Linked DNA regions of Homo sapiens: region 1 is linked to region 2. The links are chromatin loops, found by intact Hi-C in ENCODE. Cell type or tissue: Caco-2. All regions are shown on one strand. Each heading gives the region's core, and the rest is flanking DNA. Links, peaks and the distances in the headings are about the cores only.

What was found. Hi-C counts contacts between places; a loop is a spot of excess contacts. Peaks named below come from ENCODE experiments on the same cell type or tissue, not always from the same donor. Only the 100,000 strongest peaks of a DNase experiment are listed, where the experiment ranks them.
Region 1: a loop joins it to region 2, with 13 times the contacts of the local background. A loop is called at or near these places in 17 of 110 quality-filtered maps.

What each region holds. Positions count from the first base shown.
Region 1 is chr6:26,515,887-26,525,843 of GRCh38, reverse strand. TRL-CAG1-7 (tRNA-Leu (anticodon CAG) 1-7) reads right to left here and starts at 4,636; the gene lies at 4,554-4,636. HCG11 (HLA complex group 11) reads right to left here and starts at 4,138. Exons shown (of 1, transcript NR_026790.1): 1 at 1-4,138. LOC107986583 (a long non-coding RNA gene) reads left to right here. Exons shown (of 4, transcript XR_001744057.3): 1 at 1-4,335. It also overlaps the pseudogene RNU6-502P. RefSeq lists silencers at 3,683-4,202, 4,433-5,032. In Caco-2, for the core only: a CTCF peak has its summit at 3,994; DNase peaks (open chromatin) are centred at 3,553, 4,033, 4,843 and 5,263; H3K4me3 peaks cover 3,073 bases.
Region 2 is chr6:26,336,420-26,347,045 of GRCh38, reverse strand. It overlaps LOC124901288 (a long non-coding RNA gene), which reads right to left. Exons shown (of 2, transcript XR_007059522.1): 2 at 6,761-7,352. Among named protein-coding and RNA genes, the nearest start is that of TRW-CCA3-2, 10 kb to the right of the region's middle. RefSeq lists an enhancer at 4,397-4,536 and a cis regulatory region at 10,090-10,626. In Caco-2, for the core only: a CTCF peak has its summit at 5,272 (motif pointing left); a DNase peak (open chromatin) is centred at 5,245; H3K4me3 peaks cover 194 bases.

The sequences.
Region 1 (9,957 bases), core at 1,606-6,605, 180 kb before region 2:
GAACCCTTCTCCCTGCATACCTCCTCCTCCTCCCCACCCCACCACGCAGTGAATAGTCAGCATACGCTCCTAAGCATCAAGTTTTAACAATTCCATTCCCAAATGCAACCACTCCTAGGAAGTACTGAAAACAAATGCTTAGAGGGGTGTTACTTTAGCCCTCTACTTTTAACCTATGTTGTGGAATTTTTTTTTTTTTTTTTTTTTGAGATGGAGTCTTGCTCTGTCGCCATGCTGGAGTGCAGTGGTGTGGTCTCGGCTTACTGCAACCTCTGTCTCCCGGGCTCAAGCGATTCTCCTGCCTCAGCCTCCCGAGTAGCTGGGACTACAGGCATGTGCCACCACGACCAGCTAATTTTTGTATTTTTTGTAGAGATGGGGTTTCACCATGTTGGCCAAGATAGTCTCGATCCCTTGACTTCGTGATCTGCCCACCTCAGCCTCCCAAAGTGCCAGGATTACAGGAGTGAGCCACCGCACCTGACCATTGTGCACTTTTAAACACCTAGAAAGACTAGATGTTTCAAACTGCACTTAAGTTTTCCATTATATACACAGTAGTATTGAATAAATGGCATATATACATAACATAGACTATAATTTGAGTGTCTTCTAAATAGGAACATTCTGGCCTAGAACACTTCCCTTTCTGACCTCTACCAACCCCGTTGACAGCTATAAGCCATCTGTAATGCTTGGGGGCGGGGGGCGTTTAACAATTTTACTTCTGTTTTTAAGAAGTGTTCCTTATGAATTTTAACACAAAGTGTACTCAATGTATTAGTTTACTAACTCTACTTTTGCCATACACTGGCAACCTCTTTAACATCGACTAGATATAAATTAGGACTCCTATGTCTGCTTATATACACAGCACAGTAAACGAAAATGCAGACATAAGGGACAATGGTCAATGTGCCTCATCATAAACACACTGGACACTGGTAGAAAGCCCTTTGAACTTTGTGCTCCTTCTTCCCCCTGAACCAGCACAAATATCATAACGTGTACTTCTCAGAGAATTGATCAATTTCCAAGACAATATTTCATATCAAAATAACTACAAAATGTGTTACTTACTACCTCTACTTTTAACATGCTTTGTGCACTTCTAAACATCTAGAAAGACTAGATATTTCAAATAAGGACTTAAGTGTGTCCACTATATACATAGCACTGTTGAATAAACTACACACATGTAACAATGGTTATATCTGAAAGTGTCTTCTAAATAGGAACATTCTGGTCTAGAACCCTTCATTCCTTCCAACTCCTCTCCACCACCAACCTGGTGGATATAAGCACATGTGTCACTTCGAGCTGATGTTATCATTTCACTTCCAAAAAGTCCTTTTCAGAAGACAGCCTCTCTATGAATTTTAACAAAGTGTACAAAATGCGTTAGTTTACTAACTACTTTTGTCATACACTGGCAACCTCTTTAATAGCTACAGACTAGATATTATAAAATCAGGACTCATTTGTCCAGTATATACACAATATATACAGTATAGCAAAGTTAAATGAAATGCTTGTAACATATAGGCAATGGATTAAGCTGAAATTTTCTAATAAACAATGGCAAAACACCTTTTGCAATTTTTTCCCTCCCACCTCCCAGGTGGTTCAACAAATCCACTTCCAAACAGCATTTCCCATCAGTTTTTAAAAGCTATTTACAAAAAGTGTTATTCTACTACTACTACTTTAAAATACATCAAGCACTTCCAAATATCTAAAGACTAGATATTTCATAGCCTGTCCACCATGTACACGGCACTGTTAAATAAAACTGCACACACATAACAATGGTTATCATCTAAGGTATCTTCTAAATGTGACCATTTTGGCCTTGAATCATTCCCTCTTCTCTTCCTTCTCTGCCTTCAATTCAGTGGACAAGTACACGCATGTGTAATGCTTAGAGATGGCTGAACAAATTCCTATGCAAAAGTCAATTACAGAAGACAAGTTTTCCTATGAATTTCAACACAAAGCATACAAAATATGCTAATTTTACTACTTTGTCATACACTGGCAACCTCTAGATGTTAAAAAATTAAGACTATTTGTCCATTATATACACTATATACAGAGCAAAACAAAATGCACAAAACATACAGAAAAATGGTGTCTGAAAATGTCCAAGTATGAACACACTAGCATATTATCTTTTGCAATTTCTTCCCTCCCACCTCCTCTAAACCATTGAGCAAGTATAGACAGTAATATACTGCTCACAAAGGTGGCTTCACAATTCAACTTCCAAAAGTATTTCCTATGAATTTTAGCAAAAAGATATTTACAAATTGGTATTTTACTACCTCTACATTTAATATACATCGGGCACTTCTAAACATCTAGATAGTCTAAATGTTTCAAGTAAGGAGTTAATTTGTCCACTATGTATGTACACAGCAGTCTCGAATAAACTGCAAACATGTAACAACAGTTATAATTTGAAAGAGTCTTCCAAATGTGAACATTCTGGCCTAGAACCCTTCCCATCTCCATCAACCCAGTGGGCAAGAATGCTCAAATTTTCAGAAGACAGTCTTTCCTAGGACTTGTAAAACAAAATGTACAAAATATATTAGTTTACTAACTCTAGTTTTGTTATACACTGGCAACCTCTTTAACATCCAGAAAGACTAGATGTTGTAAATTAGGACTCGTTTGTCCTTTATGTACATTATATACATAGATAAAACAAAATGCACAGACATAGTGATTCATCTTGCCTCGCTGTAAGCAGGATGGCATAGAGCTCTCTGCACCTCCCCCTCCTCTCTCCTCCCCTGAACTACTGCACAAACACAATGAGTATTACTCAACAGGTGATTTGGCCATTCCCCCCAAAAAACAACATTTCTATGAATTGTAACAAAAAGATATTTACAAAATGTGGTTTTACTACCTCTAATTTTAACATATATCAGACACTTCAGAATATCTAAAAAGAATAGACATTTCAAAAAAGCTTAGCATTGTCAACTACATACATAGTAGTGAGGAAGCGAATGCACACAAAACAATGGATAGAATATGAAAATGTCTTCTAAATATGACCAGTCTAGCATAGAACCTTCTTTTTTTCCTTCTCAGGTCTTCGAGCTCCATGTCATCTAACCCACTGAACAAACGTGAACGTATCGCTTCTAGAGGCCGTCTAACAACTCAGTTTCCAAAAGTCAACTCCGGAAGACATGTATTTTCTATGATTTCTTTTAAACAAATGAGAATTTACAAGATGTGTGACTTTCTAACTCTATCATACGTCGGCAACCTCTTTCCATCTAGAAGGGCTAGATGTGACAAATGTTTTCTATTAAAAGGTTGGGGTGGAGTTGAGAGCAGCTTTTTCATATTATATACACAGGCCTTCCGTAAACGGCCTGTGAATCTTCCCAGAGGATGGAGGGCATTTCCAACGGGCCAAACGTGGCCTGTCATTCTACCATTTGTCTCTTCCGACAGCAAGGTCTGGTAGTACGGAGACCAACCGCCCGATCGCCGCTAACCGTTCCACCCGTCGTCGTTCGGGACTTCGCTCACCTCCCAGGCCCGTTAAGGCCTTTGTCCGTTGTCGTTAGGACTAGGTAGGTCTCGCCCAATGGCGACAGAGTGGTCACCCGGGACCCAGATCTGGCGGCTCCGTGGCCTGAAGAGGCGGCCGAGCCTGCCTGCGTCCCTAGGCCGCCTTCCCGGGCCCTCCATGCCCTAACGCCCTCCGCCGCGCGGCGTTCGAGCGGCCGCCATGCTTCCCGGCACGCTACTCCCGCCGCCACCCAAAGGCGCTGCGTCCAGGCTGCTCGGCGGGGGTTTCGTCCAGGCCCGGCAGGCTTGGGCCGGGAGACCCGACGGCCGGCAGGGTCCGGACTGGGAGAGGCCGCCGCCGCCATCAGTCACCGAGGTAGGGTAGGGAAGAGACGTTCGCCACCGCTTCAAGGCCTGGGCCCAGCCAGTGGGCAGCCACAGCAGAGGCCTCCGGTATCTGCAGGGCAGAGGGCGCGGCCTGTCCCGGGGCGCCCCCTAGCTCACCCGCCGACCCGGGGCCGGAGGGCCTGGAGCGCCCTGGAGGAGCGGCCCGCGCTCTGCGTCTCTCCGCGCTCTCTGCCAGACCGGAACTCTTGCAGTGATTTCTTACGGGGAGTAAGGATGAGGTGGGGAATGAGACTGAAGAAATGGAATTAAAAAGATAACTATAACTAAATAAAGAGGAGCCCTGCAGTAATGTAATGAGCCATGAACTGAAGAGTAACATTTATTCAACTCTGCCTGTGAAGGAGGGAGAGGGAAAGACAACTAGAGACAGAGGAGAAACGGAAAAAGGAGGTGAGATTTCAAAACACCGGTAGGTTCTGAAATTATTTTCGGAGTACAGAGTACTTTTTGCTGTCCTTGGAGTGGCTAATAAAAACAAAGAGTGCTTTTATTCCGGAACTCGGAAAATTTATTTTTTAAAAAGAGAGAAGACCATGTCACAAAGAGCAGGTAGGAAAACGTAGCGTAAACTTAAACTCGATTTGTGTCTAAATACTAAAAGTACGAACTGTCAGGAGTGGGATTCGAACCCACGCCTCCAGGGGAGACTGCGACCTGAACGCAGCGCCTTAGACCGCTCGGCCATCCTGACGCGCTTATGCTACATTGTGCTCAGGACTCACTTCTGTCTCTTGTCTAAACGCTATTAGTTCCCCATCCACCAGCCGCCCCCCTACCCCATGTCCCCACCCCCGCCCACCCCCTTGTTGTTCTTTTTCTCAAGATATGGGCATTCCTGGGTTAAAAGGTAAGCCGCCTCTCCGCGAACTGCCTCGGACGGCGCTGCATAGGACCGGTTGTCCGGGCCACAGAGCGGCGTCTCCCGAGTGAACGCCGAGTCACTCCCAGGCTGCGCGGGGAGGGCTGCGGCGGGTGGGGCGGCGGGCGAGGGAGGGCGGGTCGGGGTAGGGGGAGCGGGACGGGGGCGGGGGCGTGGGAGGGGCGGGGCGGGCGTGGGAGGGGCGGGGAGGGGGCGGGGCGGGCGTGAGCCAGCCCAGGGCCGAGTGACTAAGGCGGAAGACGGCGATGGCGCTCTGCTCTCAACTGAATTCTAGTTAAAATAATGGCAATCCTGTTGAACTCAACATTACTAGAATACCTGGCTTAAATTTACACTTAATTCCCAGGAAGTTTTAGGCTTGCTCCAGTTTTTGCTGGAACAAGGTGCTCGCTAATCCTTCTCCTTTGCGTTGTGCTGCAAATCTCCCAGCACGTGGTTACCCTTGGCAGGGCCGGTGGAGGGGACAGGAGCGTGGGAAGCCTGGCTTGTCTTGCCTCTCTGTCGGAGTTTATGGAGGATTTGCGCACTTTTCGGTGTGGATGTTATACTGTAATAAAAACTTTAAAAAGCAAAAGCAAAAACAGCAACAACAAAAATGGGGAGTAGCTTATGTATTTTACTAAACCTGGCGCAGCGGGTACTTGATAGAAGGCCTTGAGCACAACAACTTTTCTAAACATAAACAAAGGTCAGAGGTGACCTACTTCAAATTTTGTTAGCAAGGGTTAGCAGTCAGGATGCCATGGTCGGAATATCACTGACTGGAAGTCAGGGGACCTGAGTACGAATTTCAGACAGAACTAGAACTGGTCACTACCTGGAGAATCTTAGATAAGTCATTTTGCTTCTGTGGACATTAGAAACAGCTTTCTTAGACACCTATAATACTTTCATCGTGAGTTCAATTGATAGAATACAATGTTTAATCCCTTAAATTAAGCATTAAATCCCCATCTCCAGGGAATCAATTAGAGGCAAATTCTGTTCTTCTCAGGCCTACCGATTCAGAAGTTTTGCTATGTCCAACATGGTGACTATAGTTAATAACAACGTTATTGAATACTTGAAAATTGCTAAGAGAGTGGATTTTAAATGTTCTTGCCACAAAAAGAAAAAGATAAGTATGTGATGTAATGGATATGTTAATTAGCTTGATTTAGCCTTCCCACAATGTACACATAGAACAAAACATCATTTTGTACATCATAAATATATATATCTTTATTTGTTGATTTTAAAAATACAAATAAGTAAATTAAAAAGTTATGAGGATAGAGTCCCACAGTAAGTGTTTAATAAGTCCTCTGCAAGGCCTCTAAAATTCAGTCACCTCTGCTCTTTTCACAGGGTAGTGGTGGATACCAACTTTGGAGATGAGGAGAGAGGCAATTCATCCAACATATAGGAAATATTTATTGGGTACCTACTATGTGCCAGGCAGCATTCTAGGTGCTGGTGATCCAACAGTAAACAAACAGACAGAATAAGCTCCACCATCGAAGGGCTTACACTATAATGGGGCAGTGAGCCCAAGAAACATGAAATAAAATGGACAGAGCTGTGCTCCCTTCGGCAAGCACTTACACTAAAATTGGAGCAATGCAGAGAAGATTAGCATGGCCTTTGCACAAGGATGACAGGCAAATTTGTGAAGCATTCCTTTTTGAGACGAAGTCTCGCTCTCGTTGTCCAGGCTGGAGTGCAATGGCGCGATCTCGGCTCACTGCAACCTCCTCCTCCCGGGTTTAAGCGATTCTCCTGCCTCAGCCTCCCTAGGAGCTGGGATTACAGGCGCCCGCCACCATGCCCGGCTAATTTTTGTATTTTTAGTAGAGACGGGGGTCTCACTGTGTTGGCCAGGCTGGTCTCGAACTCCTGACCTCAGGCGATCCACTCATCTCAGTCTCCCAAAGTGCTGGTATGACAGGCGTGAGCCACTGAGCCCGACGGGAGCATTCTATTTTTTTAAAAAAAGAATAAAAAATTAAAAAAAATAATAAAATGGAGAGAAGCTGAGACCTCTAATAAAGTAGTTATTTTAACTCCAGTCTCTAGGCCTCATGAGAAATCCCAGCTTAGTTCCCCAGTGAAAAATAGAATTGCCCTCTAAAGAAAGAGAAGTGGGGGAGGAAAAGCCCAATTTAGAAACAATACATGTATGTATTTTTTGAGACGGGATCTGGCTCTGTTGCCCGCGCTAGAGAGTAGCAGCATGATCCTGGCTCACTGTAGCCTCGAACTCCCAGGAGGAGTACAGGAGCAAGGATTACAGTAGCTAGGACTACAGGCACACACCAGCTGGCCTGGCTGTTTTTTATTGTTTTGTTATTATGTTGCCCTGGCTAGATAGTTTTATAAAAGGTTGAAAATGGCCAGGTGCAGTGGCTCACACCTGTAATCCCACCATTTTGGGAGGCCGAGGCGGGTGGATCACGTGAAGTCAAGAGTTCGAGACCAGCCTAGCCAGCATGGTGTAAACCCATCTCAACTAAAAATTAAAAAAAAAAAAAAAATTAGCCAGGCGTGGTGGCACACGCTTGTAATCCCAGCTACTTGGAAGGCTGAGGTAGGAGAATCGCTTGAATCCAGGAGGCGGAGGTTGCAGTGAGCCGAGATCGTGCCATTGCACTCCAGCCTGGGCAACAAGAGCAAAATTCCATCTCAAATAAATAAATGGTTAAAAATATAGAAAGCAAAACGAAGGCCAGACGTGGTGGCTTCACGCCTGTAATCCCAGCACTTTGGGAGGCCAAGGCGGGTGGATCACCTGAGGTCAGGAGTTCAAGACTAGCCTGGCCAACATGGGGGGTTTCAACCCCATCTCTACTAAAAATACAAAAATAGCCAGGCGTGGTGATGCATACCTGTAATCCCAGCTACTCGGGAGGCTGAGGCAGGAGAATCGCTTCATCCTGGAAGGTGGAGGTTGCAGTGAGCCGAGACTGCCATTGCACTCCAGCCTGGGCAACAAGAACGAAACTTCCCCCGACTCCCCGCAACCCCGCACCCCCCACTCCCCTACCCCCCACCTCCCCACCCCCCTACCCCCCACCTCCCCACCCCCCGCTCCGGCTGGCTTTGCCTAGGCTCATTTATGCCCACCATTCAGCCAAGATGCTAAGCCTCTCTCTTCATAAAGTCTTTCATTCCCAAGGAGGCTAGACGTGATGGGAAAGCAGTTCCCCGAGGTCTTGCCCCAGTGCCATGTTCTTATCCAACTTCTGCTTGCCTCACATTGGCCAAAGCAAGTCACAGGGCCCAAACTAAAGGCAGTGTAGGGAGAGGGTACTGCAAGAGTGGGGCCCAGGGAGGAAAGGTTTATTGGGTGTATTTGTACAACCATCTACCACAGTAATCTTAAAGAATAGTGAGAAGAAACAAAATTAAGAATTGAAAAACTAAGTTGTAAGACACAAAATTGAAAATCAGGTGAAAGATAAGAAGAGGATAGAGAGTGGGTGTTCATACAAATTTCTTGAGGTAAGCTGTTTTCTGATGAAGCGTGGGGTTTACTCAGCCAGAGGGTATAAGGGCTCAGGGCTCTCAAATAAGATGAAATACAGGATGCATAGTTAAATTAGAATTTCAGCTAAACAATGAATGACTTTTTAGTTTAAGTATGTCCAACATTAAAATACATTACTTTCTGACTCCCAAAGAGGCTGAGTCAATAAAAGCCTACTTGGGAGGTAGGGTTTGGTCTGTCCACACGTGTGTTTGAAAAACAGCCAGCAGCCATCTCTTTCATGTAGTTTAACCATACTTTCCCTGACCTCCAGGTCAGTTTCAAACTTCCTTGAACTTTGCGCACACTCATAACTTAATCTGTCGGTTGATATTTATTGAGCAACTAATATGTGCCAGGTACTTTATTTACAAACAAAGGAAATCTCTGCTTTTGTGGATTCTTGCCTCTGTGATGAAGAAAGACTATTAAAAAAACAAATATGCTTATAGTTTCAAGTATTAATAAGTACTTTCAAGAAAAATAGTAATTGTGCAGGAGTTTTCCCAAAAGAAAAGTAGTGCAGGGTGATGAGTCAGAAAGTAGAAAAGTGTGTGTGTGTGTGTGGGGGGGGGGGGGGTGCTTTTTTACAGAGGGTGGTTAGAGACATCATTTGACCAGAAACCTGAATGAAATGGGGGGCGAGACAAACATATCCAGGGGACACACAGAGGGCACGGCAAGGGCAAAGAACTTGGGGAGAGAATGAAGGAGGAACAAAAGGCTTCTGTGTCTGAAGAGGAGGAATAAGGGAACGAAAGAGATGAAATTGCAAAGATAGCCAAGGACCAGATGGTGTTAGTAGGGCCTGAGTTTAATCCTGAGGCTGCATTGGGAAGCCATTGGAGAATTTTGATAACATAATCTGATTTGTCTTTGAAAACAATACTCTGGGCGGGGCACAGTGGCTCATGCCTGTAATCCCAGCACTTTGGAAGGCTGAGGAGGGCAGATCGCTTGAGCTCAGGAGTTCGAGACCATCCTGGGCAACATAGGGAGATCCTGTCTCTAAAAAAAAAAAAAAAAAAAAAATTAGCCAGCCTGGGCGACAGAGTGAGACTCTATTTCTTTCTTTCTTTTTCTTTTTCATTCTTTTTTTTTTTTTTTTTTTGAGACGGACTCTTGCTCTGTCGCCAGGCTGGAGTGCAGTGGCATGATCTCGGCTCACTCCAACCTCTGCCTCCCTGGTTCAAGCGATTCTCCTGCCTCAGCCTTCAGAGTAGCTGGGACTACAGGCGCACACCACCATGCCCAGCTAATTTTTGTATTTTTTGTAGAGATGTGGTTTCACCATATTGGGCAGGATGGTCTCAATCTCTTGACCTCATGATCCACCTGCCTTGGCCTCCCAAAGTGCTGGGATTTCAGGTGTAAGCCACCACGCCTGGCTGTGAGACTCTATTTCAAAACCAAACCAAACCAAACCAAACCAGACCAGACCAGACGAAACCAAACCAAACCAAACCAAACCAAGCAAAACAATACTCTGGTCTTTGTGGGTAGCTGACCATAGAGGCAAGGGTAGAAGCAGGTGCTATATAAAAAATCCAGGTAAGAAGTGATGATGGCTTAGGGAGCTAGTGGTAAAGAAGGAAAGAAGTGCTCATGTCCAGGATATGTTTTGAAG
Region 2 (10,626 bases), core at 3,054-8,053:
GAGAATCCAATGGGTTTGAAGAACATACAGTGGTGTGGGGCAAAGTCTGTTGGGCCCGCAGAGTGGACAATGGTTTTTGACAAAAATCTGTTCAGATTTCTGGACAGACTTTAGTCTTCCTTTCTGCTATATTGTTACTGGGGGTCCCAGTTACTCCTAAAGGGGCTCTTTTCTGTGTGGTGTCCAGAAACCAATACACAAAACCAAGTGTCAAGCAGTGTAGGCTTTATCTAATGACCGTGGAGTTGGAGAAGTGGGAGTATAGCTTGCAAATAACTTTCCAGCCCCTGAGAACTGGGAAGTCACAGATGTACGGTATCTTACTTAGTAAAGGGGTGGGCATTAAGAGCAAGGGAAGGAATATTCCTGCTTTTTCTTGAGAAGGGACGAAGATTTTCTTGGAATCAAGGAGCCTCCTCTTTTTTGTCCTTTTTCAGTCTCTTCCAGTCATTATCATGGTGATTGTCAACTGTCATGGTGCAAGTGCGAATGTCATTTAGCATGGAAACTGGATTAGAATGAAGCTAGAGGTTTTTCAGGGGATGAATAAGCTGCCTAAGAAGAAATCTATGATCACAGACATCCTGTTTCCCAAAATTAAGCAGAGTTAAGCTGAGTAGGAATTTACTTCGTATATCACATATGCCTTGCATTGGGCAACAAAAGCAGAATAGGGGTCCAGCTAAGTCATGTAGGCATTGCAAGGGCAACAAATTCCCTTTTTAAATGTTCACGCCTCATTCTTGAGGGGTGCTGAAGGGCAAAGTCTATTTTCTGTAGCTTCTTTATGCTGAGTTTGGGCATAGGCAAGCATCCTGTTAAAGGAGTGAAACTCTTCCTGGTCATTTTCAGATAGGTTTGATTCTCTCCTGGCTATAGGCTTAGCTGTTGGTACCCCTGAGTAGCCCAACATTTGAATGTTTATGGCTTTTAGGCTTTTTGCAACAAACTTGGTGACAGAGTTCAGAAGTCAGGGACCAAAAATTAAAAGGGTTACTGCTGTGAACAATTACTGAGACAATGGGGCTTAGTCATGGTCCCAACCACCCTAATTAATCATTAGCTATCCTGCCTAGGATGGGTGAAGAGGGGTCTCCCTTTGTCTTGTCCAGTATAGCTATATTTTGATAACAGATTTCTAAGTTTTCTTCAACTTGGCCTGAGGTATTTATATAGAAGCAATATTCCTCTCTTAACATGGTACATGTGCCCCTGCCTCTGCTGTGAGTACATCTAGGGTCGTTCGGTTTTGCAGCACTGAAGTAGGGAGTTCAAGGCTGTCTGTTGAGCATCCAGAGTATTGACTGTAGCTTTCTGTGGTTGTTGAATAAGGATTGAGATGTTTTTAATGGACTTCTTTAGGTCACCTATCCCTAGACACCAGAAAATGCTATAGGGAGTGCCCTATACCACTTCTACTAATAATTAGATTAGAGGTAGCTAAGGGCCCAAAGTGGAGTTGGTCTGGATCATATAGGCTCCTTTCTCCACAGCCTTGGATCCTGTGATATTTAAAGCAGTGGAAAGGAATACCCTAAGGTTAAATACTTTCCCTGAGGACCCTAGATGAGATGTATTGATGCAAACTCCCTTCTAACAACGAGAGATAGTAATAAAGAGGGTTATGCCACATGACCGAAGGTTTCCAGTTCCTTTTAAAGACACTGCAGGTTGCGGGTGGTGGCTCATGCCTGTAATCTCAGCACTTTGGGAGGCCGAGGCAGGAGGATCACTTGAGCTCAGCAGTTAAAGACCAGCCTGGGCAACATAGTAAGACTCCATCTCTATCTTAGGAAAGAAAAAGAGAGAGAGGAGAAACGGAAGAAAAGAAAGGAAGGAAGGAAGGAAGGAAGGGGAGAAAGAACAGATGTTGCAGTGGTAAGCCCTTGTAACCAGGCATGGAAGTGGGAGGCATGTAACCCTATGGACCCCAGTTCTATTTCAGGGTCCCATGCATCCTGGGGTCAACATTTGAGGACATGCCCTGAAAAACAATCATTAATAATTGTATTTGTGCTTCTGCTTTTGGTGGCCCCTGCAGTGAACAATCGCCACCTGGCTTGTTCTCTTATGGGCTGGTTCTCTTATTTAAAGTCCAATAGCTTTAAAAATGACAGCACCATTCTGACCTGCTTGTTATCAGATGTTAACATGCCCCTTTCCTTCCAAACAGCTCCATGTGTGTAGCATACAGTAGGCATACTTGGAATCTGTGTATACGCTGATAATTTTTCCTTCCCCCAACTCCAGCAGCCGGGTTAGTGCAATAAGTTCTGCTTTGTGAAGAGCATCCCATAGCGAGGGCATGGGCCTCTATAACTTTAGTGAGATAGGAGATAGCATAACTTGTCCTCCTTTGTCCTCCTTGCATACAGCTACTCTCTTCAGTCAACCATTCGGCTTCTGCATTTTCTTTTTTCTTTTCTTTTTTTTTTTTTTTTTAGACGGAGTCTCGCTCTGTCACCCAGGCTGGAGCGCAGTGGCATGATCTTGGCTCACTGCAACCTCCACCTCTCGGGTTCAAGCAATTCTCCTGCCTCAGCCTCCCAAGTGGCTGGGACTACAGGTGCCCACCACCACACCCAGCGAATTTTTTTGTATTTTTAGTAGAGATCGGGTTTCACCATATTGTCCAGGCTGGTCTTGAACTCCTGACCTTGTGATCCGCCTGCCTCAGCCTCCCAAAGTGCTGGGATTACAGGTATGAGCCACCGCGCCCGGCTGGCTTCTGCATCTTCAATGGGCTAGTCTACTGGAGTATACTTCTTCCATCACTTCTAGACAGTTGTGGAATAAATGCCCATCCTTAGATGGAAAGAGGGTGGTAGGGTTCTAATTATTACACACCTTTAAAATTATATGGGAGTTATCAATAAGCATTACCTGTAACTAGAGGGTCCTGCCCGGGGATTGCCATTCTGCCTCCCTTTCTTTTATGAGAGTTTGGGTATGGTGAGGAGTCCAGATGGTTAAGGGCTGTCCAAAGGTTAGCTTCTCTGTCTCCTTCAGGAGGAGGGCTGTAGCTGCCACTGACCAGAGGCAAGATGGCTTGCCTTTAGCAACCAGGTCCAGTTGCTTAGAAAAGTAGACTCGAGGCAGAGAGGCTAGTGTTTAATACCCCTAGGGATATTCCTTCTCTTCTCATGGATATAAGGATGGAAGGGTTTGCTTACAGCTGATAGGGCTGATGCTGGGGCTCTCATAAGCTGGGTCTTAACCACTTGGACTGCTTGGTTGCATTCTACCATCCATTTAAAAGGGCCCATGTCCTTTCCTTTTGATTGTTTATATGAGGGGTGGGCAATGAGGCCAAAATTAGGAATCCAGAGGTGGCAGAACCAGGCCATTCCCAGGAACTCTCAGAGTTGCTTCTGGGTCCCTGGTGCTTATAGTTGGCATATTACCTCCCATCTGTCTTGGAACAAACGTTGTTCTCCTTCTAGGAGGGACCCCAAATAGGTAACCTGCTGCTGATAAATCTGTGCTTTTCCCTGGGAGACCTTATAACTTCCCTTTCTGCTAAGAAGTTGAAGACTAGCATGGTATTCTGATCTGAAATTTGTTTGGAGGGGCTGGAAATAAGACCCCCTCAGGATCTCTTTCTAGTCATTTAGAATGAGCCTTCCAGTTATAAGGATCTGAAATTGTGAAGGGCACATGTACAGTAACCATCCCTCCTTCCCTATTGGAGACCTGCTGGAGGGGAGAGGTAAGATGACTTACCCTGGGTACTGTCCCGGCTGACTCCCTGAGAGGAGTCCAAGGATGATTGGTGGAAAGAGGGTGTGTTGCCTGCAGGTAGGGGCTATTGTCCCCATTTGACAGATGAGAAGGCTGCTTAAAACCCTCCCTAACCACTTCCCTGTCCCCTGCCCCTCTTTATCCTACTTCCATGCCTATGCTTAATTTTTCTCCATAACATTTAAGTCATCATCTGACATTACGTGTTACTTATTTTCTCTCTGTACCATTAGCAAGCCGACTCCTTGAGAACGCACTTCTGTTAAGTTTTGTGTGCTGCTCTGTCCCTTTGCCTCTGTGTCTGAGCTCTGACATGCTCAGACAGCATGCTTTTTGGTGACATGCTATTCAGAGATCTGAGAATTAACATAGAAATGGATTTAAAGAGACCATGAAATGTAGCTCACACATGGTGGCTCATGCCTGTAGTCCCAGCTACTATAGAGGCTGAGGTGGGAGGAACCACTTGAGCCCGGGAGGTTGGAGCTGCAGTGAGCTGTGATTGTGTCACCGCATTCCAGCCTGGGCAACAGAGCCTTGGTTTTTGAGACTCTGTCTCAAAAAACAAGGCCGGGCTTGGTGGCTCATGCCTGTAATCCCAGCACTTTGAGGGACCGAGGTGGCTGGATCACTTGAGGCCAGGAGTTCAAGACCAACTTGGCCAACATGGTGAAACCCTGTCTTTACTAAAAATATAAAAAATTAGCCAGGCATGGTGACGCATGCTTGCAATCCCAGCTACTTAGGAGGCTGAGGCACGAGAATCGCTTGAACTGGGGAGGCAGAGGTTACAGTGAGCCAAGACAGCACCATTGCACTTCAGCCTGGGTGACAGGAGTGAAACTCTGTGTCAAAACCAAACCAAAACAAAACAAAAAACCACTAAACTAAAACGTAGTAAATGTTCATTAGTCTGTACACTTGCCCCAATGTTTCTCTTTATTTTGTCATATATAAAGTATGTTTTGTTAAAAATAACATTTCAGGTTGAAAATAATACGTGGACAGCAATTACTGCTTACCGCTTAATTGGGTTGTTACTGTGAGGGAAACATGAGCCAGTATCTGTGACACACTGTAAAATGTAAAGTACTCTACAACTGTCGCTAACTGCTGTCCAGAGAACTGTTTTTCCCCTTCAGTAACTTGCTTTCCCTCCTCCCCTGCTCCTTTCACCTCTCATTCCTCCTTCTTTCCCTCGTACTCCACTCTTCTCCTCCTTCCCGTTCCTCCCTCTCTCCTCTCCCTCCTCCCACTCCTCACCTTTTCTCTGCTCTCTCTTTCCTCCCACAAGTCCTCCTCGTCTCCTCCTCGTTCCCTCACTCTATCATCTCTTCCTCTCCCTCCCTCCTTCTCTCTCTTCCTCTCCATCCCTCCTTCTCTCTCTTCCTCTCCATCCCTCCCTGCCCGTCCCCTTTCCTCCCGCCCCAGCTTTTTCCCTCCTCCCGCCTCTTCGAACTCGTCTCAGGTGTCTCTCTCTTTCTCTAGGCTTCGCCGCCCCCTCATGGCGGATATGCATCACTGCCTGTGCCGTGGGCCTGAGAAAGTCTCACCCTCTCAACCCCTGTCAATGGAGCGGCCTATAGATGGCAAGCTGAGGGCTGTGCACAGCAGGGAACCTCAAAAGCTGAAATGCACGTTTTGCTCCTAGAGGCGTTGCCAGGCGTGGTGGCTCACGCCTGTAATCCCAACACTTTGGGAGGCCGAGGCGGGCTGATCGCGAGCTCAGGAGTTCGAGATCAGCCTGACCAATAAAAACACAAAAATTAGCCGGGCATGATGGTGCGCGCCTGTACGTTTATATGAATGCAAACTGAGCTTTATTTCCATCCTCTGCCCCTTCCCGCTTAATGGCATATCCTTCATCTTAGTCAAACCAGGCTACTCCTGAGTCAATAATGGTCTTCGTCCTAGTCAATTCAGGGCTTTATTAATTAATTTTGGGCCTCTCCTTTTCCTCAGATGGTATCTCAGTTTGGACATGAAGAGAAGACCGCTCCTGTGTCCACGCATGGAGAAGAACCGCTGGCCCTCCCTGGTCGTCTGTCCACTAGGGCATCTGCCTCTGCGTTCTTGTGCCCTGGTTTCTGAGTGCAGAACCACTAAAATCCTGGCTTCTTTCCTCAGCATCCTGGCGAGGTATCCTCAGCCTCTGAACCCGTCAGCCACATTCACACCCAGAGGAACCAGGAAGCATCCACAGCTTCCCCTACACCCTACAGCTCTGCCTCAGGTCCTCCCAAAGCTATATCCAAATAAGGTTACATTCTGAGGTACTAGGATTAGGATTTCAACATATGAATTTTGGGGGACACAAAACTGAATCCATAAAAAGGTGGTTGGGGTCCTTTTAGAAAACATGTTCCAAAAGTCCACGTATCTACGAATTTTTAAAAACTAGAAGATGATTTTGAATTGAGCCTGCTATTAAGAGAGATTTCATTTAAAGACTGAAAATAAACATCTTCTACAAGAATGATATATTTTTTGCATTCCTAAACAGTGATCAGCATATGGTAGTTGCTGAAATATGCCATTGTTTCTATAGGAAATGTAGACATTTTAGTTACTTGGGGATGGAAATGGGGAAGTCATTTTCTTTGGAAGAGTAACTAAGAAGGAACCCAAAATAAGGGTATTGTCAAGGATAGTTCAGCAGACGGAGAAGGTCTTAGTTTCTTTCTTAAAGCATCCCTCTTCACTCTCTGAGAAACTTGTCTTCCTATCTTCACCCATGGAGAAAGAAACTAAGTCAGTCCTATGTTTCTTGCTGAGTTCACCAGATCTCAGAAATTCTGTTTCAGTTATCTGTTAAGAAAGACCTCTATAGATTTAACTTGGCTGTGATACCCTCTTCTCTGGAAAGTCTCATCTCTGAGCTCTTTAGTTGAATATTGTGACTACCACACATGAGAGAAGGGAGAGGTGTGAAAACCAAAGTTAGTGAGGGGTGGTAGGTGTGGGAGAACAGGGTTGGGCTTAGAAGGCCTAAATTCTGGCATGAACTGATTCCACACCCTGGAGTGTCAGATTGATTTATTGGCTTAAACAATAAAGAAGAGTTTTCTCAATTAACAAGAAGTTCTCAGGTAGGACATGGAGAGGCTCTAGTAAGGTGGCATGCCACAGTCATTCTCTCTCCTCCTAGTGATCTTTTCTGTACTGTAGAGGCAGGAAAACAAAACACTACATCTCTCAGGTTCTCAGGCAGTCATGATTTGGAAAAAAAAATGTAGCTTAAACAAACTATATCTAGCAAATTAGATGTAGTCACATGGAATTTGGAGGCTAGAAATGAGGCTACATTTCTGCAGTTTTAACTGTTGTTTGGTTCTCCTGTATAGTGTTGTTAGCAGAGTCTCCAGTGACCCATAATGGATTTTTAAGACTTGAGAGGCAGGCCATAAGTCATCTGTTTTACTGGTGTTGATGCAGGTGCTGCATGGTTCTGGAGCTGGCAGCAGGCAGGAGCTTTCTGATGGTGGTGGTTTTCTTGGTTGTGGCAGTGATGCTGTAGTGCTGTGGTAGTGACACTGTAGTGATTTTAGAAGAGTCAGCAGATCCCTCGGTGGTTCAATTCTGCAGTGTGGCACTGGAAGTCAATCTGAATGCTCAACATAGAAATGTTACAACATTTCTTGTAAAAAATGTTTTCCTGTTTAAACAATCTAAAGTGTGTTTGAGTGTTTGCATTTTAATCCTGACCAACACAGAGGACAATTCCAATATATCCTCATTAAGGACCCAGGTTTTTTCCATCTTTACATTTTGCAAGGTTAATGCAATGCATCAGCTTAGCTCCCTTCATGCTCACAAGATGGCTACGATTGTCCCTAGGATCATATCCAGGCAGAGTAACATCGAACAGAGGAATTTGTTTTAATTGGTTTGTTAACTGTAGTATCCCCTGGGTCTAGAAAAGTGCTTCACACACATTAGGCCAACAATAAATATTTGTTGAATGAATAAATGAATGGATGGATGGATCACTCATCTAGAACCACAAAAGAGCCTGTTTACTTTCCTGCTGATTAAGAACATGGTGGCCTACCCTCCCTGCAAAATGGAAAGAATGTTTTTTCTAAAGTAACATACACATACACATACACAAGAGTTGAGCTTTCATATCCTAACACTTGGTTTCTAACAATGCAACTCAAACTTAATTAAGGAAAACAAAAAAGGAATGTATCATACTATTATAAGGATACAATGGGGACTGTGGAGCCCAAGCACAGAGCTCCAGCTGGGCCTCCAGTCACAGCTGGGAACCTGAGCAGAGGGAGTGAAGCTGACAAGCAGAGGAGTCAGCTGGAACTAGGGGCCACCCCAAGTTCAAGTCTCCCACAGGCTGTGGCCTTGGGCAACAGTATGTGTTGGAAGTTTCTGAATCTTTCTGCTTACCGATACCTGTGCTAACCCCATAAGAAAGAAATTCTGGAGATGCGTCTGATGCTGAGGGGAACAGCTGCCTCTGTCTGCAAGAAAACACCTTTCTGTGGTGCAGGGGCCTGAACTCTTTTTTTCTGTATATTTTCTGCTACATTTTTGGCTTTGCAGGTCCTCCTGTGTCTTTCATAACTGCTCTTGTAGTGCAGCCATAGATGAATGGACATGGCTGTGTCCCGATAAAACCTTATTTATGGACAATGAAATTGGAATTTCATATAATGTTGATGTGGCACAGATGATTATTCTGCTTTTAATTTATATTCAGCAATCTAAAAATGTAAAAACAGCTGTAGGCAATACAAAAACAGGTAGCAGGCCACATTTGGCCTGCAGGCATGTTTCCTGACCCTTGATCTACCCTAAGGACTGTTGGACATTTGAGATGTTTCCTGTGGCCTGGTTTTTCAAATCTACAAAAAAAAGTTTTTAAACGTTTTTTGCTCAAAGCAAGGAAATCTAGTGAAAGAATTGACCTTTAACTTATCATGGCCTGGCTTTTTTGTTAAAGTGCTTTATATTGAATACAAACCAACAAAAATCCTATTATCAAACCATCAAACTGTCCTACTATCAAAATGCCACTCTTTCATAAGTGAATTACTACTGTTTTTGTATCTGGGATATGGAATGTTTTATATACTTGATAATTATGTCTTAGAAAAGAAAACATTTTGGTTGGGCATGGTGGCTCACACCTGTAATCCCAGCACTTTGGGAGGCTGAGGTGGGTGGATCACTAGGTCAGGAGTTTAAGACCAGCCTGGCCAACATGGTGAAACCCCATCTTTACTAAAAATACAAAAATTATCTGGGCGAGGTGGTGTGCGCCTGTAATCCCAGCTACTCAGTAGGCTGAGGCAGGAGAATTGCTTGAACCCAGGAGGCGGAGGCTGCAGTGAGCAGAGATTGTGCCACTGCACTCCAGCCTGGGCAACAAAGCAAGACTCAGTCTAAAAAAAGAAAAGAAAAGAAAACTTTTTAAAATTGAATATTTGTAATTTGTTGTTCCCTGTGATTTTTATGCTATAAAACTTAGGCACTTCTATAAATACATATTAAATATAACCCTATGTTATATTGGAGTTCTTATGATTAGAAACTGCATATTAGAAGCAATTAGTTCAAAGAGCAAACTCCAATGAGAAGACTCATTTATACATTCATTAAAACATTTTTATTACTATGAATTTATTATTATTATTATTATTATTTTTGAGACTGAGTCTCCCTCTGTTGCACAGGCTGCAGAGCAATGGCATGATCTTGGCTCACTGCAGCCTCCACCTCCTGGGTTCAAGTGATTCTTGTGCCTCAGCCTCCAAAGTAGCTGGGACTATAGGTACGTGCCACCATGTCTGGCTAATTTTTGTATTTTTAGTAGAGATGGGGTTTTACCATGTTGGCCAGGATGGTCTTGAACTCCTGACCTCAAGTTATCCACCCACTTTGGCCTCCTGAAGTGCAGGGATTACAGGCATGCTCCCGACCTCATTAAAACGTTTTCAGTAGATTTAATACTTTGATCATAATTGGGAGGTGTCAATCAAGTTGTCTTGTAAATCAGGTTGACTTTTTGTTGTCAGATTCATTCCCCATCCTTCTTCTGCTTTGAACATCCTTGCCTTCTGGCTTCTGGGTAGGATTAGCCAATGGGAGAATGACAAAAGGTTGGAATTCAAGAGGAACCCTGAGGCCAGGATATTCTTTCTTTCTGCTTCCTGTAGCATTGCCTGCAATAGCTGCATCCATTCCAAGGTCTGAGATTCTCCCTTTGGAATTCTAGCTCCTGATGGTCATTTTCTGCAGACCACTGTCACCCTTCTACCTCCCACTCTGGGCTCTAACATGGCCTCTTCCCACTGCCCCTCCATCCTCAGGGGTGATAATAGCTTCCTGTTGTGGCTAATCTCTGGGTTACCCATCTGTGAATCCTTATCTTGGCAGCCAGTTCATTTTGCTGTTTGTGACAATGTCTTATAAGTTCAGCCTAGATCATCTGCTCCTTGCAGGAAGGTAAAGTGATCTCTTATATGAAATCTTATCTCAAACAACAGGCTCCCTAACTCTTCAGTTTAAACTTTAATTTTCTTTTCTGTAAAATGAAACTACTGACACTGTTAAAGTCTGCTACCAAAGACCTCTAGGAACACACCTGTGGTCAAACAAAGCTAGGTTTATTAAACTTGCTACAGCAAGAGAGAATGAACACTAGTGGAACAGTAAGGCATCTAGGTAAGGGGGAGTTTGGAGAAGCTTACTATTCTAAGGAGAGTGTAAGGGAATCAAATATCAGCTCTGGACTGGGTGTGGTCAGGAAGTGGAGCAATTCAGTAACAGTGTGAGTCACTTTTTTGAATTTTTATCTAGGAGGCAGGAGAAGAATTCAAGTGGGGCTGGGGATGTCATTGGTAAGAAATCATAGTCACTCTACTA